2 separate regions of the Homo sapiens genome follow, and region 1 is linked to region 2. Evidence: chromatin loops called from intact Hi-C (ENCODE). Cell type or tissue: OCI-LY7. All regions are shown on one strand. Links, peaks and the distances in the headings refer to the core of each region. The heading gives the core; the rest is flanking DNA.

Evidence for each region. A loop is a pair of places that touch in the nucleus more often than their neighbours do. Peaks named below come from ENCODE experiments on the same cell type or tissue, not always from the same donor. Only the 100,000 strongest peaks of a DNase experiment are listed, where the experiment ranks them.
Region 1: a loop joins it to region 2, with 7 times the contacts of the local background. A loop is called at or near these places in 1 of 110 quality-filtered maps.

What each region holds. Positions count from the first base shown.
Region 1 is chr19:7,237,027-7,243,014 of GRCh38, reverse strand. The region is part of intron 2 of INSR (insulin receptor); the gene reads left to right. Among named protein-coding and RNA genes, the nearest start is that of INSR, 54 kb to the left of the region's middle. In OCI-LY7, for the core only: CTCF peaks have their summits at 3,081 and 3,282; DNase peaks (open chromatin) are centred at 2,534, 2,974 and 3,304; H3K4me3 peaks cover 1,165 bases; H3K27ac peaks cover 3,295 bases.
Region 2 is chr19:7,338,175-7,344,622 of GRCh38, reverse strand. No RefSeq gene overlaps it. Among named protein-coding and RNA genes, the nearest start is that of ARHGEF18, 7.5 kb to the left of the region's middle. RefSeq lists enhancers at 3,212-3,281, 3,342-3,451. In OCI-LY7, for the core only: a CTCF peak has its summit at 3,347 (motif pointing right); a DNase peak (open chromatin) is centred at 3,402; H3K4me3 peaks cover 445 bases; H3K27ac peaks cover 3,709 bases.

The sequences.
Region 1 (5,988 bases), core at 814-4,813, 100 kb after region 2:
TTGGGGGGATGGGGTTTGGTAATTTTGCTAACATGGCTCTAAGAATCTGTCCCGCTTCCCAAAACCTCATTTTTCTCTGCTTTAGCAGTAGCCCAACACTGAAAACAGGGTACTGCTTTTTTAGAGGAGTTCTGATTTGGATTCCTTTTCTTTCTTTTTTTTTAGGCCAAAATTTTCATTTATAAATAGCTTCTGTGGTACACAACATGCAAATATTTTTGGTTTCATGATATTACACCAGAGTTGCAGAGTTGTAGCTGTTTTTTTTTTTTTTTTTTTTGAGGCAGTCTCGCTGTGTCACCCAGGCTGGAGAGCAGTGGTGCGATCTTGGCTCACTGTAACCTCCACCTCCCGGGTTCAAGCAATTCTCTTGTCTCAGCCTCCTGAGTAGCTGGGATTACAGGCGCCCACACCACACCTGGCTAATTTTTGTGTTTTTAGTAGAGACGGGGTTTCACCATGTTGGCCAGGCTGGTCTCGAACTCCTGACCTCAAGTGATCTGCCCTCCTCCTCAGCCTTTCAAATGCTGGGAATACAGGCATGAGCCACCACACCCGGCTGAACTTTTATTATTTTAAAAACATTTTTATTTATAGTAAAAGTCACACATAAAATGAAATTTGCTGTTTTTAGAAAGAATGTTTAAAAAGATGTGTACCATGTTGCCCAGTACAGTGGCTATTCAGAAACAGCCATAGTACACCACAGCCTCAAACTCCTGGGCTAAAGGGATCCTCAAGCTTCAGCCTCCCAAGTAGCTGGGGCTACAGGAACACACCACCACATCTGGCTTGCCTCCTTCTCCTTCTCTTTCTCCTTTTCCTTCTCCTTCTCCTCCTCCTTCTTCTTTTTTTTTTTTTGAGACAAGAGTCTCACTCTGTCACCCAGGCTAGAGTGCAGTGGCATGATCTTGGCTCACTGCAATTTCTGCCTCCTGAGTTCAAAGCAATTCTCCTGCCTCAGCCTCCTAAGCAGCTGGGATTACAGGTGCATACCACCATACCTGGCTAATTTTTGTACTTTTAGTAGAGACGGGGTTTCACCATGTTGGCCAGTCCCGAACTCCTGACGTCCAGTGATCCTCCTACTGCGGCCTTCCAGAGTGCACAGGCATGAGCCACTGTGCCTGGCTTGTTTTCTTCTTTTTTTAAATTTAATGAGTTTAGGCAGGGTTTCTCAGCCTCAACAGTGTTAGCATTCTGGGCTGAACCCCTCTCCGTGGTGGGGACTGCCCTGTACATTACAGGAAGCTTAGTAGCATCCCTGGCCTCCACTCAATACCAGTAGCAACCCCAAGTCATGACAACCAAAAATGTCTCCGGATACTGCCAAGTGCTGGGATCACAGGCATGTGCCACCATGCCCAGCTGATTTATTTTTATTTTATTATTTTTGAGACAGTCTCGCTCTGTCGCCCAGGCTGGAGTGCACTGGCACGATCTCAGCTCACTGCAACCTCTGCCTCCCGGGTTCAAGTGATTCTCCTGCCTCAGCCTCCCAAGTAGCTGGGATTATAGGTGCACGCCACTATGCCTGGCAAAGTTTTGTATTTTTGTAGAGACGGGGTTTCACCATGTTGGCAGGCTGGTCTCGAACTCCTGACCTCCAGTGATCCACCCGCCTGGGCAATATAGCAAGACCCCATCTCTACCAAAAATTTAAAAAAATTTAGCCGGGGGTGGCGGCATGTTCTTGTAGTTCTGGCTACTCACGAGGCTAAAGTGGGAGGATCATTTGAGCCCAGGAGTTGGAGGCTGCAGTGAGCTACGATCACACCACTGCACTCCAGCCTGGACAACAGGGCAAGGCCTCATCTCTTAAAAAAAAAAAAAAAAACAAAATAAAATAAAAAGTGAATAAGTGAAAGTAATAAAATGTAAGATACAGTTGGAGTTCTCTTTGTCATCTTCCCTTGCTATATTCTCCTCCCTTCTTCCCAGAGGTAACAACTCTCTTAGGTTTGGTACATAAACTTCCAGCCCTGCATGTATTTTGACACATAACCTTGTACACACGTCAATGCCAGATACAGGTTCAGTATCCCTTATTCAAAATGCTTGGGACCAGAAGTGTTTCCCACTTGGGATTTTAGAATATGTGCGTATATGTAATGAGATACTGTGGGGCTGAGAACGAGGTCTAAACGTTAAATTCATTTATGTTTCATGTACATCTTATACACATAGCCTGGAGGTAATTGTATACAATATTTTCAGTAATATTGTGCGGGAAACAAGGTTTTCACCGCCCTGACTGTGACCTGTCACAAGAGGTCAGGAATGGAATTTTCTTCCACTGCTATCATGTCGGCGCTCAAAAAGTTGAATTTTGGAGCATTTAGGATTTTGGATTTTCGGGCCAGGAAATTTTGGAGCATTTAAGATTTTGGATTTTGGGTTATCTTCAGTTGTTCTTTAAATCTATTTATTTATTTATTTGTATTTGACAACGAGTTTCACTCTTGTCACCCTGGCTGGAGTGCAATGGCGCAATCTTGGCTTACTGCAACCTCCGCCTTGCCTCAAGCAATTCTGCTCTCTAGTGGCTCAGATTACAGGTGTGCACCACCACGCCTGGCTAATTTATGTATTTTTGTAGAGATGGGGTTTCACCATGTTGGCCTGGCTGGTCTCAAACTCCCGACTTCAGGTAATCCACCTGCCTCAGCCTCCCAAAGTGCTGGGATTACAGGCATGAGCCACCACGCCTGGCATAAATCTTTCTTTAAATCTTTCGCTGCTGTAATAAAATATACATCATAAAATTTGCCATCTTATTTATTTTTCAGTATACAGTTCACTGGTGTTAAACACTGCCATTTATATTGTAATACACTTTTGAGTATTCTAAATATCTGCATATATTGGGAAGCTAAGTAGTACTATCCCTTAGGAAGCCATTGTGTATTTTGCACGTAAAGCACATTTCAGTTCTGACTGGCCACACGTGGCTGGTCCTGCTGTAATGGATCTAGTCTTTAAAAATACTCCGCGAGAGCTTGCAGTGAGCTGAGATGGCGCCACTGCACTCCAGCCTGGGCGACAGAGTGAGACTCCGTCTCAAAAAAAACCAAAAAACAAAAAACTCTGCGATCTTCCTCACCATGCACACATATGATATTTTTGTGATTGTGATTCCAATTGCTACACCTGCTGCATGAGTTCTTAAGCCAAATGCTTTTTTTTTTCCTCTCAGCCACTATGTTCTTTAAGTTTATGCCTCTTGATTCAGTATTGCTAGTTCATTCTTTTAAGTGCTACATAGTATCTTGTATGAATAAGCCACATGCTACTCACCAGCTCCCCTAGTGGGAGGCATTGAGATTGTTTCCGGTTTGTTTCTTTTATAAACAATGCTGCAATGAACATCTTGGTGTCCATCTCCTCCTACCCATTTGTGAATGGTTTTCTAGGATTGATGTTCAGAATTGAAGTCACAGGGAATGGAGTATGTGCATTTTTAGATCTAGTATATACTCCCCGAATGGTCTCCAAGGTGGCTGTGACAGTTTCACCAGTGATGCATTAAGGTATATGTCAAATGTGGGCAAGGCTGCAGGAAAATTATGTTAATTCCAGTGCATGGAAATTGGTATCCTATGGTATTCTTTTGCATCTCCCTGATTCCTGGTAAGACTGGGAATCTCTCTGTATGCTTCTTAGCCATGTCTTCCTACCTCTTCCTCCTCTTTCCCTGGGAGCTGTTTTGGGGTGGGGGGGCTGGGCCTTTTTCTTCAGGGACTCTGCATTGGCAACGTCACAAAGAGGTGCACAAGGGATTGAAGTGTCGGAAATGCTTTGCTGCTGTCATTGCATTTCTTTACCCAGCATTTCAATTGTGCTTTGCTTTGCTTTTCTCACTTGAAATTGTGGCCAGATAGAAACCCAGTTAGACTAATAAGCATCCATCTTTTTAAATCTCTTTGAGATGCTGATGTTTGGATATCTTCAGTTGCTCTTCTTTAAATCTGTAATTTTTTTTTTGTAGTAATAATAGGACATGCATCATAAAATTGACCATCTTAACCTTTTTTTTTTTTTTTTTTTTTTTTGAGAATTCATCTGTTGATGGACATTTGGGTTGTTTCCGCCTTCTGGCCATTGTAACTAACGCTGGGAAAAACACGGGTCTACAAATATCTGTTTGTGGCTGCCCAAGTTTTGGGGACACATAGTGGAAGCCCACCCCTTCCTGATTGAAGCATGGGGCCCATTGAGAGACTTAGCCCATAGGAGCCTCTTTCCAGTGAGGAATATGGAGGGAATGGAGGGCAGTACAAAAGTTCTCCGGCCTGGACCCTTGTGATTCTTTGAAGGCTGAGACGAGAGATGAGACTCATGGCTGGGTTCACTTTTTGGTTCACTTTCCCTTTCCTTTTTTTTTTTTTTTTTTTTTTGAGATGGAGCACTCTGTTGCCCAGGCTGGAGTGCAATGGCGTGATCTCAGCTCATTGCAACCTCTACCTCCTGGGTTCAAGTGATTCTCCTGCCTCAGCCTCTCGGGTAGCTGGAATTACAGGTGCATGCCACCACGCCCGGCTAATTTTTGTATTTTTTAGTAGAGATGGGGTTTCACCATGTTGGCCAGGCTGGTCTTGAACTCATGACCTCAAGTGATCTACGCACCTCAGCCTCTCAAAGTACTGGGATTACAGGCGTGAGCCACTGAGCCTGGCCTCTTTTTCCATTTTCTGTTGCATCAATGGAAAGTCCATCTCCTGCCCGTGGACGTTTTCTATGTTGATGTGGAATGTGGCATTTGTCCAGGAACTTGGTGCTTTTTTTTTCCCTCTATTATTTCATTTGCTTTTGGATTTTGAGAGATGGAGAACTTCCTTAGTGTGGGAGGGAAACAGTTATGGATTTACTTTATGATTCTACATTCAATCCTGGTCTCTTCAAATGATTTCAGGGCTTGTTTGGCCAGGTCAAGTCTGTTCTAGGAGGATTTTCTTTCCATCCTTCCTCTGGGAAATGAATGAGTATAAAAACATGCCCAAGATGGAGGGAAACCTCCCCTTCCCTTTTTTGCCTTTTTCTTCCTGGTTTTGTACATAACTGAACATTTTGATTTTGGGATGAGAGGATATTAGTTCATTCTCACATTGCTATAAAGAACTATCTGAGACTGGGTATTTTTTAAATTTTTAAAAATTTAATTTAATTTAATTTAATTTAATTTTATTTATTTATTTTTTTGAGATGGAGTCTCGCTCTGTCACCCAGGCTGGAGTCCAGTGGCGCCATCTTCGCTCACTGTAAGCTCCACCTCCCGGGTTTACGCCATTCTCCTGCCTCAGCCTCCCGAGTTGCTGGGACTACAGGCACCCGCCACCATGCCTGGCTAATTTTTTGTATTTTTAAATAGAGACGGGATTTCACCATGCTAGCCAGGATGGTCTCGATCTCCTGACCTCATGATCCACCCGCCTCGGCCTTCCAAAGTGCTGGGATTACAGGCGTGAGCCACCACGCCCAGCCTATTTATTTATTTTTTTGAGACAGAGTCTCCCTGTGTTGCCCAGGTTGGAGTGCAGTGGCATGGTCTCTGCTCACTGCAACCTCCACCTCCCCGGTTCAAGCGATTCTTCTGCCTCAGCCTCCTGAGTAGCTGGGATTACAGGTGCCTGCCACCACGCCCGGCTAATTTTTATAGTTTTAGTAGAGACGGGGTTTCACCATATTGGCCAGGCTGGTCTGGAACTCCTGACCTCGTGATCCACCTGCCTTGGCCTCCTAATGTGCTGGGATTACAGGCGTGAGCCACCGCGTCTGGCCTGTTTTTTTGTTTATTTCCATAGGTTTTGGGGGAACAGGTGGTATTTGGTTATATGAGTAAATTATTTCGTGGTGATTTGTAAGTTTTGGTGGATCCATCACCCGAGCAGTATACACTGAACCCAATTTGTAGTCTTTTATCCCTCACTCACTTCCTATCCTTTCCCCCTGAGTCCCCAAAGTCTATTGTATCTTTTTTTTTTTTTTTTT
Region 2 (6,448 bases), core at 1,420-5,419:
GCTAATGTTTTGTAGTTTTAGTAGAGATGGGGTTTCATCCTGTTGGCCAGGCTGGTCTCGAACTCCTGACCTCAAGAGATCTGCCCACCTCGGCCTCTCAAAGTACTGGGATTACAGGCGTGAGCCACCGTGCCTGGCCTTAACCATTTTTTTAAATTTAAAAAATGATTTTTAAAATGTGTATACATTTAAGGAGTATAAAGGCAACTTTGTTACATGGATAGATTGCGCAGCAGGAAGCCTGGGCTTTAGTGTAACCATCGCCCAAGTAATGTACATTGTAGCCATTAAGTCATTTCTCATCCCTTACCCCTCCCGCCCTTCCTCCTTTACCCCTTCCGGGTCTCCACTGTCTAAAATTCCGCACTATGACCACGTATACACATGATTTAATTCCCGCTTATAAGTGAGAACATGCGGTATTTGACTTTCTATTTCTGAACTGTTTTACTTAAGATGATAACAGCCTACAGTTCCATTCATATTGCTGCAAAAGACATGATTAATTCTATATTTTAACCCTTTGTTTTTGTTTGTTTGTTTGTTTGTTTTTGAGACAGGGTCTTTGTCACCTGGACTGGAGTGCAGTGGTGGGATCACAACTCACTGCAGCCTCAATGTCCCAGGCTCAAACAATCCTCCTGCCTCAGCCTCCCGAGTAGCTGGGACTACAGGTGCGTGCCACCATGAGCGGGTAATTTTTAATTATTTTTTGTACAGAAGGGGTCTCATTATGTTGCCCAGGCTGGTCTTAAACTCCTAGACTCAAGCAATCCTCCCATCTCAGCCTCCCAAAGTGTTGGGATTACAGGCATTAGCCACTGCCCCCAGCCCATTTTAACCTTTTTTTTTTTTTTTTTTTTTTTTTTGAGACAGAGTTTCTCTCTTGTTGCTCAGGCTGGGATGCAATGGCGCAATCTCTGCTCACTGCAACCTCCACCTCCTGGGTTCACGCGATTCCCCTGCCTCAGCCTCCCAAGTAGCTAGGATTACAGGCACCTGCCACCATGCCCAGCTAATTTTGTATTTTCAGTAGAGACAGGGTTTCACCATGTTGGCCAGGCTGGTCTCAAACTTCTGATGTCAGGTGATCCACCCACCTCGGCCTCCCAAAGTGCTGGGATTACGGGCGTGAGCCACCGCCCCTGGCCCTTGTTAACCATTTCTAAGTGCACAGTTCAGTGGCATTAAATGCATTCGCATTGTTGTGCAATCATCTCCAGCACTTTCTCATCTCCAAACTGAAACTCTGTCCCCATGAAACCCTCGCTCCCCATCTCCCTCCCCAGCCCCTGGCACCCACCATTCTGCTTTCTGTCTCTGTCAATCTAGTGACGGTAGGGACCTCCTATAAGTGGAATCACACAGGATTTGTCCTACTGTGCCTGGTTTCTTTCACCCAGCGTAATGTCTTTAAGGTCCATCCATGTCAGCAGGTGTCAGAATTTCCTTCTTTTTGCATCTGAATCATATTCCATTGGTGGATAATTGGGTTATTTCTATCTTTTGGTAATTGTGAATCATGCTGCTAAGAACATGGGTGTATAGGCTGGGCGTGGTGGCTCACGCCTGTAATCCCAGCACTTTGGGAGGCCAAGGCGGGTGGATCACGAGGTCAAGAGATCGAGACCATTCTGGCCAACATGGTGAAACCCCGTCTCTACTAAAAGTACAAAAATTAGCTGGGCGTGGTGGCGCTCGCCTGTAGTCCCAGCTACTTGGGAGGCTAAGGCAGGAGAATTGCTTGAACCCGGGAGGCGGAGGTTGCAGTGAGCCGAGATCGCGCCACTGCACTCCAGCCTGGGCGACAGAGCGAGACTCCATCTCAAAAAAAAAAAAAAAAGAACATGGGTGTATAAACATTTGTTTTGAGTCCCTGCTTTCAACATTTGGGTATGTACCGCTGGAGAGATTTTTTTTCCTTCCTTCCTTCCTTCCTTCCTTCCTTCCTTCTTCTTTTGTGGTGTTGTTTGTTTGTTTCTGAGACAGAGTCTCACTGTGTTTCCCAGGCTGGAGTGCAGTGGCGTGATCTCGGCTCACTGCACTGCAACCTCCGCATCCCGGGTTCAAGCGATTCTCCTGCCTCAGCCGCCCGAATAGCTGGGGATTATAGGCATGTGCCACCACACCTGGATAATTTTTGTATATTTAGTAGAAACAGAGTTTCACCATGTTGGCCAGACTGACCTCAAACTCCTGGCCTCAAGTGATCCACCTGCCTCGGCCTCCCAAAGTGCTGAGATTGCAGATGTGAGCCATCACGTCCAGCAGAATATATGCAATAGAACACAGGTCAGCAAAGTATAACCTTTAGGCCAAGTTTAACCCAATGCTTACTTTTGTAAATAAAGTTTTTATTCTTGTTTTCTGAGAGACAGGGTCTCATTCTGTCACCCAGGCTGGAGTACAGTGGTGTGATCATAGCTCACTGCAGCCTCGACTTCCCAAGCTCAAGCCAGCCTCCCTCCTCATCCTCTGGAGTAGCTGCGACCACAGGCATACAACACCGCGCCTTGCTATTTTATTTTATTTTTGTCCTTTTGAGACAGAGTCTTACCCTATTGCCCAGTCTGGAGTGCAATGGCGCAGTCTTGGCTCATTGCAACCTCCGGCTCCTGGGTTCAAGAGATTCTCCTGCCTCAGCCTCCCAAGTAGCTGGGATTACAGGCATGTACCACAATACGTGGCTAATTTTTTTTTTTTTTTGTATTTTTAGTGGAGATGGGGTTTCACCATGTTGGTCAGGCTGGTTTTGAACTCTTGACCTCAGGTGATCCACCCACCTCGGCTTCCCAAAGTGCTGGGATTACAGGCATGAGTCACCCTGCCCGGCCTTATTTTATTTTTTGTAGAGACAGGGTCTCGCTATATTGCTCAGGCTGATCTCAAACTCCTGGGCTCAAGTGATCCTCCCACCTCGGCCTCCCAAAATGCTGGAATTACAGGCATCAGCCGCCCCTGGAGGGTTTTAAGCAGGGGCCTGTGAACCTATTTTGCTTTCAGCTTTAAAAGATGCCTTGGCCAGGTGCGGTGGCTCATGCCTGTAATCCTAGCACTCTGGGAGGCCGAGGCAGGCGGATCGTGAGGTCAGGAGTTCAAGGCCAGCCTGGCCAATATGGTGAAACCCCGTCTCTATTAAAAATCCAAAAATTAGCCGGGCATGGTAGCACACGCCTGTAGTCTCAGCTACTCGGGAGACTGAGGCAGGAGAATCGCTTGAACCTGGGAGCCAGAGATAGCAGTGAGCCAAGATCGTACCACTGCAATCCAGCCTAGTGACTCCATCTCAAACAACAACAACAAAAAGCCTTTTTCTTCCAGCCTTAGCTGCTATCATGGAGATGGCCACGTGGGGGCAGCACTTCCCCATGGCTTCTCCTCTGGCCAGAAAGACCACAGAAAGCAAAACAGGAAAAAAAACCGACCCTTGTGGAAAGCCGGAAGGCTTACAGGGGCCAGGCAGCAGCCTGAGTTAGTGAGGGCCATGGGGTGTGAGACACGGGTTTGCCCTTCCTTCTACCACGCTTATTTTTTTCTTGGAGTAGTCTCACTGTGTTGGCCAGGCTGGTCTCAAACTCCTGGCCTCAAGTGATCCTTCCTCCTCGGCCTCCCAAAGTGCCGGGATTACAAATGTGAGTCACCACACCTGGCCTTTTCTCCCACTTTTGACAGAGACGTGGCAGAGTGAAATATTCCTGTGCTGCAGAAAACAACATAATTTCAGTTGGGTTAAAGATGAAATGTGAACAATAAACCAATACAGATCATAGAAGGAATTTACAAGGCTATTTTTACAATTGAGGGTTGAAAACATGCTTTTTTTGAAATTGTTGTGTGTGTGTTTTAACTAAGACAGAAAACCCAGAAGCTATGAATGAAACCACAGAAATACTTAATACATAAAAATCTATATAAACGTGGCCGGGTGCAGTGGCTGATGCCTGTAATCCCAGCACTTGGGGAGGCTGAGGCAGGTGGATCACTTGAGGCCAGGAGTTAGAGACCAGCCTGGCCAACATGCAGAAACCTTGTCTCTACTAAAAATACAAAAATTAACTGGGTGTGGTGGTGGGCACCTATAATTGCAGCTACTCGGAAGGCTGAGGCAGGAGAATCACTTGAACCCTGGTGGCAGAGGTTTCAGTGAGCTGAGATCTCACCACCACACTCCAGCCTGGGTGACAGAACAAGACCCTGTCTCAAAAACAAAACAGAACAAAACAAAACGAAACAAACAAAAAACTATATAAACATCTGTTAAAAATCTTATAATAAAAATAAATATAACTAACAGAATAATTTTATAAATTATCAGGGAAGTATATACAAAAGCAATAAAGAAAGATGAATTGGTTGCCTGAGAAGGGTTGGTACCTTTATATGCAAAGAGATTTCACACATTGATAAGAAAAAAACACAACAGAAATAGAAAATTAAGAATTTGGGGCCGGGCTTGGTGGCTCATGCCTGTAATCCCAGCACTTTGGGAGGCTGAGGCAGGTGGATCAGTTGAGGTCAGGAGTTCGAGACCAGACTGGCCAACATGGTGAAAATTAGCTGGGCAGGTGGTGGGCACCTACAGACCCAGCTACTTGGGAGGCTGAGGCAGGAGAATCGCTTGAACCTGGGAGGCAGAGGTTGCGTCAGTGAGCTGAGATCGCGCCATTGCACTCCAGCCTGGGCAACAGAGGGAGACTCTGTCTCAAAAAAAAAAAAAGAAGAAGAAAAAGCAAGAAAAGAAAAAAAGAGAAAGAAAGGGTGTGAACAGGCATGTCTCAGAAAAGCACAGACGGGAGCCAAAGAATGATGAAAATATAGTTCCCAGAAGCCCAGAGAGTGCGAATTTCAGGGAGCTGTTCACTTCATATCTAAGAGTGCGGCAATAGCAACCACCAAAAGGAATGTATCTGATTATCATCTTACTGTAGTTGAAATTATATTGGAAATTAGAACATGTATTTATGAAATTCTACAGTCTTAATTTGTCTACATGATTTCTAATATTTTCTTTTTTCTTTTCTTTTCTTTCTTCTTTTTTTTGGGGGGGTCGGGGGACAGGGTCTCCCTCTGTCACCCAGGCTGGAGTGCAATGGCACAATTTCAGCCCACGGTAACCTCAACCTCTCAGGGGCTTAAGCGATCTTCCCACCTTAGCCTCCTGAGTAGCTGGACAACAGGTGGCCACCTCAAGTGGCATTTCTTTTTCTTTCTTTCTTTTTTATTTTTCTTTGAGAGGGAGTCTCTGTCTCCCAGCAGTGGCACAATCTCGGCTCACTGCAACCTCTGCCTCCCAGATTCAAGCGATTCTCCTGCCTCAGCCTCCCGAGTAGCTGGGACTACAAGTGCGTGCCACCACGCCCAGTTAATTTTTGTATTTTTAAAGACAGGTTTTCACCATGTTGGCCAGGATGGTCTCAATCTCTTGACCTCGTGGTCCTCCCACCTTGGCCTCCCAAAGTGCTGGGATTACAGGCGTGAGCCACTGCACCCGGCCAAATTGTATATTTTCTTGGCAATTATGAATAATATCACTACAAACATTTATGTCAAGACTTCAATGTGAATATGCTTTCATTTATCTTGGTAAAATACATAGGAATAGAATTTCTGGGTGCTATGACAAATGTATATTTAGCGTTGTAAGAAACATTTTAACTGTTTCTTTTGTCTTTTCTTTTTTTGTGATAGAGTCTTCGTCTGTCACCCAGGCTGAAGTGCAATAGCACGATCTCGGCTCACTGCAACCTCTGCCTCCCTGGTTCAAGTGATTCTCCTGCCTCAGCTTCCTGAGTAGCTGGAATTACAGGCGCATGCCACCATGCCCAGCTAATTTTTGTGTTTTTAGTAGAGACGGGGTTTCGCCGTGTTGGCCAGGCTGGTCTCAAACTCCTGACCTCAAGTGATCCTCCAGCCTCGGCCTCTCAAAGTGCTGGGATTACAGGCATGAGCCACTGCACCCAGCTGGACTGTTCTTCTTTATTCTTCTTTTGGTCCTCTTTCAGTTCTCTCCCTCTCTGTCTCTGTCTCTCTCTCTCCGTGTGTGTGTGTGTGTGTGTGTGTGTGTGTGTGTGTGTGTGTGTAGGCAAAAAGCTTAGATTAGATAATTAGGCTGGGCACAGTGGCTCATGCTTGTAATCCCAGCACTTTGGGAGGCTGAGGCAGGAGAATCAATTCAGCCCGGGAGTTCAAGATCAGCCTGGGCAGCATAGCAAGATCCTGTCTCTACAAAAAATTTAGAAATTAGCCAGGCATGGTGGTGCCCACCTGTTGACCTAGCTACTCAGGAGACTGAGATGGGAGGATCCTTTAAGCCTGGGAGGTGGACACTGCAGTGAGCTATGATTGCCCCACTGCACTCCAGCCTGGACAATAGAGTGAGATCCTGTCTCAAAAAAAGAAAAGAAAAGAAAAAGAAAAATAGATCTATATATATGCAGTAGATGTTACT